Regions from separate parts of the Homo sapiens genome. Here region 1 is linked to region 2. A link is a loop called in an ENCODE intact Hi-C map of the cell type or tissue named here. Cell type or tissue: gastrocnemius medialis. All regions are shown on one strand. Links, peaks and the distances in the headings refer to the core of each region. The heading gives the core; the rest is flanking DNA.

Evidence for each region. Hi-C counts contacts between places; a loop is a spot of excess contacts. Peaks named below come from ENCODE experiments on the same cell type or tissue, not always from the same donor. Only the 100,000 strongest peaks of a DNase experiment are listed, where the experiment ranks them.
Region 1: a loop joins it to region 2, with 9 times the contacts of the local background. A loop is called at or near these places in 28 of 110 quality-filtered maps.

The regions. Positions count from the first base shown.
Region 1 is chr21:30,728,472-30,736,821 of GRCh38, forward strand. No RefSeq gene overlaps it. Among named protein-coding and RNA genes, the nearest start is that of KRTAP21-3, 14 kb to the left of the region's middle. In gastrocnemius medialis, for the core only: no CTCF peak of the experiment used is centred there; no DNase peak of the experiment used is centred there.
Region 2 is chr21:30,439,243-30,447,592 of GRCh38, forward strand. It overlaps KRTAP15-1 (keratin associated protein 15-1), which reads left to right and starts at 1,033. Exons shown (of 1, transcript NM_181623.3): 1 at 1,033-1,627. The coding sequence starts at 1,086. The coding sequence ends at 1,499. The region is part of intron 3 of LOC105372772 (a long non-coding RNA gene); the gene reads right to left. In gastrocnemius medialis, for the core only: no CTCF peak of the experiment used is centred there; no DNase peak of the experiment used is centred there.

The DNA.
Region 1 (8,350 bases), core at 263-8,262, 290 kb after region 2:
CAAGTCAGCTTCATCCCTCAGATGCAAGGCTGGTTCAACATACGCAAATCAATAAACGTAATCCTTCACATAAACAGAACCAATGACAAAAACCACATGATTATCTCAATAGATACAGAAAAAGCCTTGGATAAAATTCAACACACTTCATGCTAAAAGCACTCAATAAACTAGGTATTGATGGAATGTATCTCAAAATAATAAGAGCTCTTTATGACAAACCAGCAGCCGATATCATACTGAATGGGCAAAAGCTGGAAGCATTCCCTTTGAAAACTGGCAAAAGACAAGAATGCCCTCTCTCACCACTCCTATTCAACATAGTGTTGGAAGTTCTGCCCGGGGCAATCAGGCAAGAGAAAAAAATAAAGAGTATCCAAATAGGAAGAGAAGAAGTCAAATTGTGTCTGTCTGGAGATGACGTGATTGTACATTTGGAAAACTGCATCGTCTCAGCCCAAAAACTCTTTAAAGTGATAAGGAACTTCAGCAAAGTCTCAGGATACAAAAATCAATGTGCAAAAATCACAAGCATTTCTATACACCAATAATAGACAGAGAGCCAAATCATAGTAAACTCCCATTCACAATTGCTACAAAGAGAATAAAATACCTAGGAATACAACTTAAAAGGGATGTGAAGGACCTCTTCAAACAGAACTACAAACCACTGCTCAAGGAAATCAGAGAGGACACAAACAAACGGAAAAACCTTCCAGGCTCATGGATAGGAAGAATCAGTATCGTGAAAATGGCCATACTGCCCAAAGTAATTTATAGATTCAATGCTACCCCCATCAAGCTACCATTGACTTTCTTCACAGAATTAGAAAAAACTACTTTAAATTTCATATGGAACCAAAAAAGAGAGTATATAGCCAGGACAATCCTCAGCAAAAAGAACAAAGATGGAGGCATCACACTACGTGACTTCAAAGTACACCACAAGGCTACAGTAAACAACACAGCATGGTACTGGTACCAAAACAGATACATAGACCAATGGAACAGAACAGAGGCCTCAGAAATGATGCCACACGTTTACAACCATCTGATCTTTGACAAACCTGACAAAAACAAGCAACGGGGAAAGGATTCCCTATTTAATTAATGGTGTTAGGAAAACAGGCTAGCCATATGCAGAAAACTGAAACTGGACCCCTTCCTTACACCTTACACAAAAATTAACTCAAGACGGATTAAAGACTTAAACATAAGACCTAAAACCATAAAAACCCTAGAAAAAAATCTAGGCCATACCATTCAGGACACAGGCATGGGCAAAGACTTCATGACTAAAACATCAAAAGCAATGGCGACAAAAGCCAAAATTGACAAATGGGATCTAATTAAATTAAAGAACTTCTGCATAGCAAAAGAAACTGTCATCAGAGTTAACAGGCATCCTACAGAATGGGAGAAAGTTTTTTCAATCTACCCATCTGACAAAGAGCTAATATCCAGAATATACAAGGAGCTTAAACAAATTTACAAGAAAAAAAAAACATCAAAAAGTGGGTGAAGGATATAAAAAGACACTTTTCAAAAGAAGACATTTATGCTGCCAACAAACATATGAAAAATAGCTCATCATCACTGGTCATTAGAGAAATGCAAATCAAAACCACAGTGAGATACCACCTCATGCCAGTTAGAACGGCAATCATTAAAAAATCAGGAAACAACAGATGCTGGAGAGAATGTGGGGAAATAGGAACGCTTTTACACCGTTGGTGGGAGTGTAAATTAGTTCAACCATTGTGGAAGATAGTGTGGCAATTCCTCAAGGATCTAGAACTAGAAATACCATTTGATCCAGCAATCCCATTACTGGGTATATACCCAAAGGATTATAAATCATTCTACTATAAAGACACATGCGCAAGTATGTGTATTACAGCACTATTCACAATAGCAAAGACTTGAAACCAACTCAAATGCCCATCAATGATAGACTGGATAAAGAAAATGTGTCACATATACACCATGGAATACTATGCAGCCATAAAAAAGAATGAGTTCATGTCCTTTGCAGGAACATGGATGAAGCTGGAAACCATCATTCTCAGCAAACTAACACAGGACAGAAAAACACACCACATGTTCTGACTCACAAGTGGGAGCTGAACAATGAGAACACATGGACGCAGGGAGGGGAACGTCACATACCAGGGCCTGTCGGGGCTTGGGGACTAGGGGAGGAATAGCATTAGGAGAAATACCTATTGTACATGATAGGTTGATGGGTGCAGCTAACAACCATGGCACATGTATACCTATGCAACAAACATTCACGTTCTGCACATGTATCCCAGAAATTAAAGTATAAAAAAAATTAGTTTTAACTAACATCCAAAATGGATTAACAGTTCATCAATTAAAAAAGTCTTTGCAACATGAATGAATACTTTTCATCTTCTTTAAACTAATCATGTGAATTCACAATATGCACTCTCCCAGCAGTTTTAGAATGAGCACTACTTAGTGAAGGGTCTTTTGAAATATAATTGTAACTATATGTAAAATACAACTGTTTTCTATAACATTTTACCTTTTTGCCTATATAATCAAAATGAAAGTATTATTTATGTGCTCAGTTTCACAAGTTTGGAAGCTTTCCTACCTTTTCCTGTGATCTATAGATTACTCAAACTCTTCAGAATTGTCTCTTCCTTGAAGTCTTTGAAGCTATCTGGATAGCTTTTAGGGGTAGGTGTAGAACAATTTCCTCAAGAATTTCATAGATACTAAACTACATATATTTCCTATCTATTTTAGCAACATTCAGCAATTTAGGTCTTCCTGGAGAAAATACATTTTTCTAGATTTTAACATTTTTAACATAAATCAATAGAAAGTATTACCCAATAGCTTTGACTTCTGTGTCAGCTGGCTTTGTCTTCTTATTTATCCCTAATTTGTGTGCTTGCCTGTTTTTTTCCTTCTTTGAAAAACCACTTAGATATTTATCACCAAGGTACAAAAAGCTCTTGGATTTATTATACTTTATACTGCTTTTCAGTTTTCTATTCATTAATTTTAGCTAAAATTATTTTCTCCTGCTTTTTTTGTCTATTTTTTCTTTATATAAATTTTCAAATTCAGTAGCTTTTTGTTCCATTTTTACATTTATATAATAAGAATGTAATAAAGGCGCTTAATTCTATAACTTTCCTGTAAATACAGCTTTGGCAATATACCAGAGGTTTTTATATGCAGTCTCCTTGCTTATTAAATTTTAATTTATTTTCTTCTTTGACTACAAAATTGTTTATTCTCACATTTTTTAACACTATTTTTCTTCTGTTATTTATTTCTAGCTTTCTAATATTGTTCCCAGTGTCTATAACCTACACTAATTCTATCTTTTGGAATATATTGATGTTCAATTAAAAAAAAAAACCTTACAAGTGCTTAAAAGAAGGTGATTTTCTGTAGTGCATGGAGTTTATTACATAGTTTTGAAATCTTTTTAATTTCCCATTCATTTATCTGTGTTCAATGTAATCTTTTAAGGACTAAAGGAGGCAATTAGTTTCACACTAGTACTGATTTTCTGCCAATATCTCTAGATACAACATTTACTTTGGTTTTGACTTTATAGATTTCAATACTATGTCACTTGTTGAGTTACATTTCAGTAAAATATAAGCCTCCTTTGTAATTGTTTAAACATGTTACATTTATTTAAAGTTTCATATTAAATTTGCAAACATTTTTATATTTGTTCCATTTGATAACTAATCTTCACATTTAATTTTTAACTTCTGATTTATTTTTACATGTGAGTCTCATAGAAATTATGTAATAGTATTTGTAGTTTGCTTTTGTATTTACTCAATTTATGTATTTATTTGAAAAGCTAAATTTGTCATGTATATTTGTATCTTACTTCTGTCTCTTAATATAACATTTTGTTTTACATCCTTCCTTTTTGTGTCCTTTATTTTCTCTATTTTGTTTTATAGTCTGGGTTTCTTCTATTTCCGACATCCCCAAATTACCTTTATTTTTATTGTTATATTCACTGAACATTTTCCTAGTTTTCTAATTATTTTTACTCTTAGCACTTAATTTATTTCTTTAGGTTTTAGACATATGTTAATTATCTATACTAAACTGTATGTTTAAATGGTTTTAATACTTAACATTACCCCTTGGAACCAAAACTCTCCTATTTATCAATTATTTGTTCCTATTCAACCTTCAGTTGAGTAGTGTATATCTTCAAGTAGTTTTGGGGTTTTTTTAATTGTTTTACCTTGCTTTGTTTTTCCATTTTCCAAGTTACATTAGTAATCCTTCCTGGAGGTTTGCATATTTGAAAATAATTTAATGTTATCTCAATCTATGAACAATATTGGGGTAAGGTTAAAATTCTTGATGTAGCAACTCTTTTCCTCAAGATATTGTAGTTGATATTCTATTTCCTTCTGATTTCCTAGCTATGGAAGAAAAGGACAGAATTGTTACTGTTCTCTTTAGATGGCTCTCCCTAGTCCCATGTAGGTTTCGGTTTATTCATGAAGTTCAATAATCCTGGTAAGTTATGTTTTGTTGTTTCTGCTTTTCATTTATCTTGATGAACATTGACAACTCTTGTTATCAGTAGATTTAATTTTTTCAATTTAATAAAATTTTCACCTACTGTACCATTTAATGTTTTTGTTTCTTTTTTTTTTCAATTGTTTTCATTGAAGATACCTGTTATGCTTGTTTTGGAGTGCCGTCATCTTCTGGACAACATCTAATTGGATGCTACCACCTTCTGGTCACTTTGTTCACCATGACTATTTGTTGGATTCAATATTATATTTTTCATGTCTATCCTCTATCACTGATACATTTTTATTCATATTATTTTCTTTCTTTCTTCACTTTAAAATCTTTTCTGATATTATTTCTTCCCTCACTTTATTTTCTAATTCTACCAATACCTTTTCTTATCTCAATATAGTGACTTATTTAATTTGGTATTGAGTTGATCTTCTTAATTTTTTTTTGGTATTAAGCAATACATTCTAAATTTTTCTTCTGGTTCCTAGTGTAAATCATTTTCAGAAATATTGTTCTGTGTATGTTTTTAGTAATATATTAATCTTCTTTGTTGTTGCAAAACATTTACAACAGTCCCATGCTGTGGTGTGTTTTTTATTCTTTTTGGGAAAGTTCATTCAAGGTTACTATCTTTCATTAAGTCTTTTTTGTTAATCTGGGAAATACCCGAATCCATTCCATCTCCATATCTGGATTAAAACCTGCAATTTCACCACCATCTTATTCTGAATTTTTTCCTTTTCCTTTCCTTCGGTGCTTTGAAATAGCTCCAACTATGCCAAAGATATTTTAAAAATAAATGACTTACTTCACAAAAATACAGATATCTATATATTTGTGGAAAAGGCTGATTGGCTTAGGTAAAATTGTTACTAATTATGCAATTTGTACTAAATGGAATTTAAAAATCAATGGTAAAACCCAGGAAACTTGTAAAAGACCTTAGATTTAGAAATATTTGCTTGAGGCAATTCGCTAGGCTTCTGAGGGCGAATATTTCAAATCATGTTATTGCTACTGCAGTCTCTCTTCATCACCATACTAAAGGTGTCTATAAGCCATTATTTCTTATCACAAAAGCTGCCAATATAAAAATCAAAGCACAACAAATAGCAAAACACACTGTGTCTCCTGCTGTAAAACCTGCTGTGGATGCAGATGTGTGTCCACTTTGAAGTGTCAAGAACTAACCAGAAATTTTGAAATGTTTGTGAATAGATGCTTAATTTTACCTAAAACCAAATAAGCAATACTGTAGTTGATTCGCTTATAAAAGGTAACCTATTATTGGCTTACAACCAATAAATGATTATGTTATAAAAGGTAATCATTCATTGGATTACAACCAATAAATGTTCTAAGATATACAAAAAGCAGACTTCCTATCACAAAGGAAACTTTATTAGAAATCTCATTCTAAGCTCCTATTCTTAGAATATTATGATCACAACAATGCAGAATCAACAAATACAAGTGGTTTTTTTTCTGAGTGTCTGAGTTTTTATGTCTTCCAAAAATAAGGTATAAATTCTAAAAACTGAAATCTTTTCATTGATTTGCAAGTACTTAACAATAAAATGTTTGAAAGTGACTCTCAAACTTGTATGGAGAGGAAGAGTATTTACATGCAAGGACAAAGAAGGAAACTATATATAAGAAGATGAAGTCAAATATACAGAATGTGTTGGAATTCACAATCTGGGATAAAAATAACTGGCACCTTAGGTCACTAGATAGTCTATAGCCAGAGCAACTAGAACTGTATGGACGTCAAGAGAAGACTCCTACCCCACAGACTCAACAGGAGCCAGAGGCATCACTTTCACCAGCACTGCACAAGCACGCTGGTTGGTTTCCACACCTCTCTGCCAGCAACAACCGTAAAAACTGTTACCTGTCTGATGATAAATAAAATTAAAATAGTATGGATTTTTTTATTTTGAATTTTCCTAACTACGAGTGGATTTGAATATCTTAATATGTTTGGACTATTGTACTTCTCTTACATAGAATGTCTACTTATAATCATCTGCCTATTTTTCTATTGAGTTATATAACTTTCTATATATTAAGACATTAATATTCCTGTATTATCCCCATTCGTCTCTGGGTTTCTGTTCATGATAGAGGTCTCCATTGTGTGTGTGTATATGGACGTGTGTGTGTATAATGTGTGTGCATTTGTGACTGTGTTGTGTGTGGATGTGTATGTGTACTCCCTTGGTTTTTCTTTTTTGCAGAGGGCTTTTTTAATTTTCATTTTGCTTTGTTTGTTTTTTCACTTCACTTTTTATACTTAAACTGTTAATATTTCTGCAATACTTTTTACAGATAGTTTAACTGAAGATCCACTTTTATTGTTTTCTAGATGGACGGTCAGTTGTATTGGCACTATTTCTCAAATAATTTTTTTTCACCATGTTGTACTATGAAGTTTACCTTATGTTATATTCTCAAAAGTACTCAGATGTGTTTCTAAATTCTTGTTTATATTCCTTTTTATTTTTCTATTCTTAAACCAAAACAATATTCTCATTTCTCATGAGAGAAAATTTTCCCTTGAGTCCTGATAATGTATTTTATGCACATTTTGAATAATTTTATTGAATAAAGAATCCAGTAGATGTCTTAATTTACGTATCAATTTAGAAGATTTAAATTTTATGATAGATCTTTCCGGTCAAGATTACATCTGCATTTCCATTTCTTCAGCTTTTTATTTTCTTTCATAAGATATTCTATTATAGTATTGTGCAAATTGAATAAGTCTTTGAAACTTTCTTTCTAGCTTTTCCTGAGCATTGTATAGTTATAGCACATTATCAGAATCATCTCCATTTCTAAATGTAGGTAAGCAGAAAATCTTTTTAAACTTATTTTTCTGGTGTTCATACATCTTACAAATTTTCTGATTAATTTTGCTATATTTGTTTTACTTTAATAGCTTGAGTTTTCTTTGCACACAAAGATATAATCAAAAAGATCATTTCTTTTTTCCAATGTTTTTGCCTATTATTTTATTTTCTTCTCTCTTTGCACTTGATAATGATGTTGGCAGCTGCTAACCCTGTCTGCTTCTTAATAATAACTAAAATTGCTTTATTATTTGGCTGAAGTAGATAAAAACATGCTGCTTTTGCTATTTGGTTAAAATCCTTTATTATATTTAAACAATTTTCTTCTATTGTATTTTATTTCAAATATTTCAAGGTAAGAATTATTTAACTCTATCAAAGACTTTTTCTCACCTAAATATGCAATCTGAGCCAATATTTGAAGCTTACATGTCACTTACAATCTTCAGAATTTTGAAAAAGGATGGCACATATCAATTTTCAGAAAACAGCTATTGTTGTTATGAAGATTTTCACTTTAATCAAGGATATCTGTGTTTTGTTTGCCACATAATATTAATCTTAGAAAAATGTGTGCATTTCTGCAGTAGAAATCTACTCATCTCAAAACATGTCCTCAATGACAAATTTTCATGATAAATTTGTAATAGTGTTGCAATGTCTAATTGCATTGATTTACATCCCAGTCGCATTTTATATCTCTTGATCTTACAGTAAATTTAACATTCTGATTACTGGTACTGCTTCTCCTGTCTTCAGAATATCCCAAGTAGTAATTTTCAGACTTATTTTCAAATCCTTGCTTGTCAGCATTTGCCACAATTAGAATATTGCAAATATTTAAGGAATACTGTTTTGTTTTTTGTTTTTTTCTATTTTGGAGCCCTTCTTTCATTTTAGTTACAATTATTTCCCAATGAAAATTCATTTCCCTTGCC
Region 2 (8,350 bases), core at 16-8,015:
CAAACTTATTGATGACTTCTATGAAGAAGCAAATCAACCTTTGAGTAAGGGATTTCTTTAGTAGTTTTACAATGTAAACTTCAAAGCACTTGTTCAAAAATTTCACCCTTCATTCTTAACTCTTCATGTGCACAAGAGTGACTTAGCTACTTGTGTTATAAGAAATCTAAACTTAAATATGTTAGGCACTCATTTAGCATGTCTACCAAATAAGGATTGTTATTGGGTTATTTCTTCTAATGGTTCAAAGAATTGAAAGAAGGAATAGATATTGAAATTTTTTTTCTGTTCTCAATTGAATTTATAAAATTGGAGCAAGATCAAAGTCCCTTCCAGATTACAAGGTATTTTTCAGATCTTTACAAATACCAGAACTCTCAGTGTCTTAGCCGTTTGATCCAATTTCTAGAAGGACAGGATGAATGAAGCATCAAGTTTTTTTCTTTGTTTTTTTGTTTCTTTGTTTGTTTGTTTGTTTTGGAGATGGAATCTTGCTCTGTCTCCCAGGCTGGAGTGCAGTGGTACGATCTCGGCTCACTGCAAACTCCGCCTCCCGGGTTCAAGCAATTCTCCTGCCTCAGCCTCCTGAGTAGCTGGGATTACAGCCGCCCACCACCATGCCCGGCTAATTTTTGTATTTTTAGTAGAGACGGAGTTTCACCATGTTGGTCAGGCTGGTCTGGAACTCCTGACCTCGTGATATGCCTGCCTCAGCCTCCCAAAGTGCTGGAATTACAAGTGTGAGCCTCCGCGCCCGACCCTTTGAAGCATCAGTCTTATAGGTACAATTATGGTGGTTTTCATTCTACCTAAGCAAGATGAATGAGAAATGGCATTTTTGTTTCATGAACAATTGCTTTGAAAAACTAATGAAATTCTTTCATGTAGAAGTCTACGTTCATAAATAAAATTCTTTGAGTGTTAATATATTTCATTTTGACTGCAGCCTAATTAAGTGTTCTCATTAGAATGGGCACTTGTGACTACACCTATTGCTAGAGTATGTCAGTGTCCAGTATAGAAGGTAACATTCACACACACACGCTCCTCACTGCAAATCACCTGAGCTCAGAACTCCTGTTAACATGTCTTACAACTGCAGCTCTGGAAACTTCTCCTCCTGCTGTTTTGGAAGTTACCTGAGGTATCCAGTTTCCACTTATAATTTGTTCTACCCCAGCAATGCCATCTATTCTCCAAATACCTGCCAACTGGGCTCCTCTCTCTACAATGGCTGTCAGGAGACCTACTGTGAGCCCACCAGCTGCCAGACATCCTGCACTTTGGCCAGATCCTATCAGACATCCTGTTACTGCCCAAAGAATTCCATCTTCTGCAGTCCCCGCCAGACTAACTACATAAGATCCCTTGGATGTGGAAACACTGGCCTTGGATCTCTTGGTTGTGGAAGCACTGGCTTCCAATCTCTGGACTGTGGGTCCAGCTTCTACCACCCAACTACCTTTTCATCCAGGAATTTCCAGGCAACTTGTTACTAACCAGCCTTTGGGTCTCGCCTTTTTGGATCATCTTACTGAATATTCTCCATTCTCTCATGATTATTTCTGTACTCTATGGAACTGCAACACTCAGCCTGTCCAATATCTGTGATTGTTGACCATCTACATCAGTAGGACTCAGCATCCTAGCCCTCTTGGAAGTATATGATTGAACACGGACAAATTAATCTTGACCTAGGACCCTTCCTAAATCTGACAGGAGATATATCTTGAATTTCAATTTTTGTGCCAATGCTCAGGATCATTTCTGTTATCATCTTTCTAAAATCCTTCTCTCATTATTTTCCCAGAACTCTTCCACTCAAATATATTTCAAATAGTTACAATATTTTAAATAAGCTTATTTCTTTGGCATGAATTCTGGCATTCCATTTTATTTTGTTAATACAATACACTTAGGCTGGGCATGATGGCTCACACCTGTAATCCCAGCACTTTGGGAGACTGAGGCTGGCGGATCACTTTAGGTCAAGAGTTTGAGGCCATCCTGGCCAACACAGTGAAAACCCATTTCTACTAAAAATACAAAAATTAGCAAGGCCTGGTGTGCACCTATAATCCCAGCTACTCAGGAGGCTGAGGCAGGCGAATCACTTGAATCTGAGAGACGGAGGTTGTAGTCAGCTGAGATCATGCCACTACACTCCAGCCTGGGCAACAAAGTGGGACTCTGTGTCAAAAAATAAATAAATAAATAAGTAAAAATGATACATTTAGTGAATTCATCCCATATCTTCAACTGTCTTCCTTAGGTACACTTTTTGTTTGTTTCATATGTTTTATTGATATTTTGTTGAATAGAAAACAAAGTGCAAAGAAAATTTAAATATATAACCTATCACATGTTTTAAGAGATTTAAATCCCCTCATAAGTGCATTTTTTATATATTTGCTTCAGAAAATTTTGTTTTAGTCTTTCATTGAAAAAAAATTTATTGAGGTCCTATTATATACCAAGCATTACGCTGAACAAAGACACAAATTCTCTGCTTCAGGAAGTTCCCACAAATACAATTATAACTTATATGGCAAATGGAATAATGGGGTGAAGACAAGATTCAGTGGGAACACAAAGAAGAACTTCAAAAACACTCAGAGAAAATAATATAAACCCATTATTGAAAATAGAGTAAATAAGTTACACTTAATTTTAGAATAACAAATCTTACTGATCTATTGTGTCCATTGCAGTCCCTTGAAAAGCAGCTGCCAAATGGGATTAAACATAAAAAAGATTTATTGGTGAAAATGCCAGTGATAGATAATGGGGAGGTAGTTGGAGAGGTCTGGGAGAGCCATACTACTGTGGAGTATGTCTAGCCTCAGTGAAGGACAGAGGGAACTAAGTTTGGTCTAGAAGAAACTTCTTTAAGAAACTCCCCATCGGGCGTGGTGGCTCATGCCTGTGATCCCAGCGCTTTGGGAGGCCGAGGCGGGTGGATCGCGAGGTCAGGAGATCGAGACCACCCTGGCTAACACGGTGAAACCCCGTCTCTACTAAAAATACAAAAAATTAGCCGGGCCTGGTGGCGGGTGCCTGTAGTCCCAGCTACTCGGGAGGCTGAGGCAGGAGAATGGCGTGAACCCGGGAGGCAGAGCTTGCAGTGAGCCAAGACAGTGCCACTGCACTCCGGCCTGGGCGACAGAGCGAGACTCCGTCTCAAAAAAAAAAAAAGAAAAGAAAAGAAAAGATAAGAAAAAAAAAGAAACTCCTTTAGGGCAATTCTAAGAAAGTTTTGGCAAGTCACCCATCAAAGGAGCCTTACATATCACCAAAATGGGCCTGCCTTAGCATCCTTGCCAAGAGTATTTACTAACAAGAATGGATGACAGCACAACCTTGGCACAGAAGTGATGGTAGATTCAAAGACCAACTGCTGTAGCTGTCAATCAGTCAGTAATGCTCCCTGAAGCAGAAGATTTAAGAGGTACATTTGCATAGCTTCCATCTTCATGATATTTATTCTGATCCTAAGTAAGCTCAGCACTGATAAACAGTGGTAAAATAATAAATAATAACTTGGAATTTTTCATGTTTTTCTTACTTTGATCAAAATGTCAATTATTATGTCAGACCCTATAGAGGACCCACTGAATGAAAATCTAACCCTACTACTGAGTAAGAGAAAATCAAGAATTATTAGATGGTTATCTTTGATTTTAATTGATGCATTAAGCAGACAGGACTCAGGACACAATTAGGAAACTGCTTCATTTTTTTTTAACACCACTGAACTTCACACTTGAATTTAGAGCTCTAGCTTCCCTGAATCCCTGAACAACACAATGGGTAGATCTATGATCACATTAAGATATTAAGAAAAATTTTCATTTCACGTTAGTAATCCAAAGTTGCATAATTACAAAACCAGTCTTACAGCCACAATAAAAGCTTCTCCCTTTCCCCTCAGTTTAGGCCTGTCATGTGTTTCCAAAGGCCACCAGTGGTTTAAAGAAGATTTTTTTTTTTTTTAAATTTCCATACTCCACCTTGCCTTCCATCAATGTACTGCTCCTTGTTTCCCTTTGATTCAAACATACACAATGGGAGGAAAGAAAATGACAACCAGGGCCATCTTCCTCAACATGATGCTTTAGGCCACCTGTGTCAACATGGACTTTGTTGTTTGCCTCTGAAAACTTTTACTGGGAAGAGATAATAACAACCAATAGCTCATTTCACTGCATGCTTCAGGAAATTCCTATAGATTAATTTGTTGGAGCCAATAGCCCAAAGACCTGAATAAACAGTTCCCTAATTAAGCAACAGTTTATGTATCAAGAAACTCATGTCAGCTTCCTCTCTGAAAGACCCACCTTGAACCAGCTCAGCCCAGAATCTCATTTCTAACACCTCCCTGTGGAAACACAGACAAGACTTACAGTAGCATTCTTCTTTGTGGCAGGGAGCTCAAATATACTTCATTTCGTCTTAGCAGATTTTCTGGTGATCTTACAGGTTTTTCAATAGGGACATTAAGGTTTGTGCATTTAGCTAGGACCCAATCTTTGCCATTGAATATCCTCTGTTATTATGCACTCTGAACTGAGCATGTAATGTTTGTGCCCTTCCTCCAAATTCATATGTTAAAATCCTAATTCCCAATGCAATGGTATTTGGAGAAGAGGCCTTTGGGAGGTAATTAGCTTATGAAAATGGAACCTTCATGTGGAAACTAGTGCCTTTATAAGAAAAGACACAAGAGGTTTGCTTCTGGTCTCTGTGCTCTCTGCTACGTGAGGACACAGAGAGAAGGTGGTCATCTGCAAACCAGGAGGAGAACCATCTCTAAAAACCAAATCGGACAGTACTTTGATCTTGTACTTCCCAGCCTCCAGAACTGTGAAAAATAAATTTCTCTTGTTTGAGTCTCCCAGTATATGGTATCTTAGTCTGAACTGACTAAGACACCACAGGTGTCTGAATATTGGTTCTTTTCCTAGTGGAGACTTTGGTGTGTTTTCTAGAAACCATCTTATTCCCACCCCAGCCCATTCTCCCTGGAATCCCTGAACTGAATATTGCCTGACAGAGTTAGCACACCCTTCCATGACTTCTCCCTGTATCCTCATCCCGAGTTCCCTCCTGCTAGGGCTCCATCCCAGCCAGCTTTCTTCTGCTAGAATCCATTTGTCCTGGAGGTGGCCCTCTTGGCCCATAGGAAACACACACTCACAGCACTGCCCATGGAAGTGTGATTTGGTCCTAGAGCAGGTGTCTTCCACCCAGCTAATTCTAATGGCTCACTGCTTTAAGAGTATGCTAGTATAGTCTCAAAACTCCAGGAGATACAGAAATACTCAATTTTCTGCCTTGTCTTCTTGGTGGGCAAACAATTCCAGAGACATGTCATTTTCTTTTATTAGTGTGACACTTTTAGTAAATGCATCCTGTACTTATTACTATTTTCATTAGGTAAGCTTGTTTTCTTAGCTTTATGTGTTTCTTCTTCTTTTTTTTTTTCTGGAAAGAAAATGGAGTTGAGAGAGGAGTTGAAACATGACATTTCATGTCTTGAGAGATTTATATCCCATCATAGAGCATTTGATCATATAATTGCTTTAGAAAATGTTATTTTCAGTTAGGGATTCATTGAACAAACATTTGTTGAGTTCCTATAATATAAAACATTCTTATTATAGAGAATGAGACTACCTTCTGTCATTCTAGCCAGCCACCACACTGTCTATGAATGGGCCTCATCACCTTCTCTCCCTTCCCAAAGAGAGGGAAGCCAGGGATATATGTATTTCTCTTTGTGTGTCACATGGGTAGTATTATCCCACAAGAATAAAACTTATTTCAGAGTAAACCTCGTTCTTTTATGAATGTCTAAATTGCACTCAAGGGGTATAAGGCTCAGGAAAGCTGTAAAGCTGTCAAGGCCATCTCTAATCATGGGAATGTGACTAGGACTGGGATTTATTGTCATTTACCAATATTTGCCCTCAGCTTTGGGGACTCTACCAAATTTGTGACTTATGTGAAAAGCACCTGTAAAATTATTTTACATAAAGATAAAAGAAAGCTCATTATATAAGCTCAATAATGAGAAAGTGACATGAGTAACTACACTCCTATATGAAATACCCTGGATATTCACAAATAAAGAATCATGGTGAATATAACCATACTGTCACAGAATAAATGATTTTCTACAGAGCTTTTCTTCTAGATCAGGAGTTGAAAAATGATGGCTGGTGGGCCAAATCCAGCTACTACCTGTTTCTATATATGAAATTGATCGGAACACAGCCACAAGCATCCATTTACATATGGTCTATTCTGACTTTCATGCTACAGTGGAAGAGTTGAGTGGTTCAGACAGAGACCATATGTCCCTTAAGGCCTTAAATATTCACCATCTAGCCCCTTTCAGAAAAAAATAAAAAAGTTTACCAACCTTTGCTTTAACATGATGGAACTTGCTTCAAAATTGTTACCATAATGCTCCAATTTCTGGTAACTATAATAAAGGAACATCAGTTAATTCTTCTCACTTCTTTTCTTTGGCTTCATCTACACTTTGTAGCATCAACTGGAGCCTCAACATCAGAATAAATGGCTACTGTGTTCTTTTAAAATTTGAAGTGAACAAACATCAACAAAATGTTTCACAGATTCTCAAAGTTTTTCCATTTGACTGAGAGTGTTGAGTTTTGTGATGAATAAACAGAACTCCTTCTAGGTTTCACAAATTATAATAATATGAATAATATCCAGTATTTATTATTATATAGCAAGTGCACAGTGTGAATCATTTAATCTCCAATCAATGCTGTAAGGCAAGTTCTAGTATAACCTCCATTTTACAGATGAAGAAATTGCAGCACAGGCAGGTTAAATATACTTTCCAGCAAAACAATGCGGCCAAGTGATGGAGGCTGCAACCACATTTGGTTTACCTCTGGAACATGTGCTCATAACTAGGAGATTGTCTTATTAACTTTTTATATTTCTCTGACATGATAAATGGCTAGTTAATGAATTAGGGAGGAAATTGATGAACAGATTTTGCCATTCTGTACTTACAGAGCACTGAAGCTCATAGCCACATTGTCAAATGTTTATCTCAGTCTTTCCCTAAAGGGATGTCTCCTATTTACACTCCAGTCTGTGAAGGATCCTTTGCTTTTCTGACTGGTGTCATCTACAACATGTTATTTTGTCCAGAAACTTGCCTCATACCTTTAGCTTTGGCTCAAGGGAAGATACTCATAGCCTAAGATGCAGAAGAAAATATCTGACTACCTGAGTTCCAGATTCCCTCTGTTTTGCCATTTCTGAAGGACCATTAAGTCAGCTGTCTGTGTTTCAATGAAAAAGCAACTCTTTTCAATTATGTAGAAAGATGAAGAGAGAATAGAATATTGAATTGGCAGCCTAGAGACAACTTCTAGAGCTGAATCCATCATTCCCTATGTAAACTTGGGCAAATTATCTTATCTCCTTGAGCCTCAGTTTCCTTATTTGTTAAGTGAGAATGTTGTATTGATTAATTTTTAAGGTATCTGTTGTTTAACTTTAAAATTAGAAATAGAATTCACATTTTTAAAAGTATGACTTGGTAGTTAAAGAAAACTAAAATAATCAGGCACAGAAATGATTTTAATAGATTTTTTGACATTATGAAGGTAATACACTTGTCCCTATATACGTAAAGCAATTTATTGCAAATATATTTTGTGTATTTATTTTTATCTATGTATAAATACTTTCAGGATTTTCCAGTGATCTTGTTAGGTCATAGAAGTTGTTCACCACCACAGCCTTCTTTCTCTCACTTTCTTAGCCTATGGGCCCTCTACTCAGGGTTCCCCCAGCACTTTCAGAGTTTGATGAAATACTACACCTGGATGGAGTATGGAGTCTGACTTCCTGAGTGCTTCCCCAAAACATGCTTCAACCGGAAATGTGGTTGAATTACCCTTACAGTGAACCTGATCAGTGGTAACAGGAGATGCTAGAACAGGAAAAGACAAGTTTCCCCTTTCCTCCCTATCCCATCAATTACTTTGAGGTGTATTTTTTCTTTGCAACCCCTCCAGAGAAGTCGGCAATGTTTAACGAGCATGCCTGCCAAGTGGCTTGCCTTATACCTCATTATGAAGTGATACTCAGGGCCACTAACACATCGCACAGCATTGCATTGCATTTTGCTTGCTGCACTTCCATGCTCCATTGCTACAGCCTTGCACTTCCCAAACAGGGTTAGTCCTTAATGATCACCTCAGGTTCTGCATTAGTCAGGTTCTCCAGAGAAACAAAATCAGTATGATCTCTCTGGAATAATGAGTGAGAAAGAGAGATGGAGAGAGAGAGAGAGAAT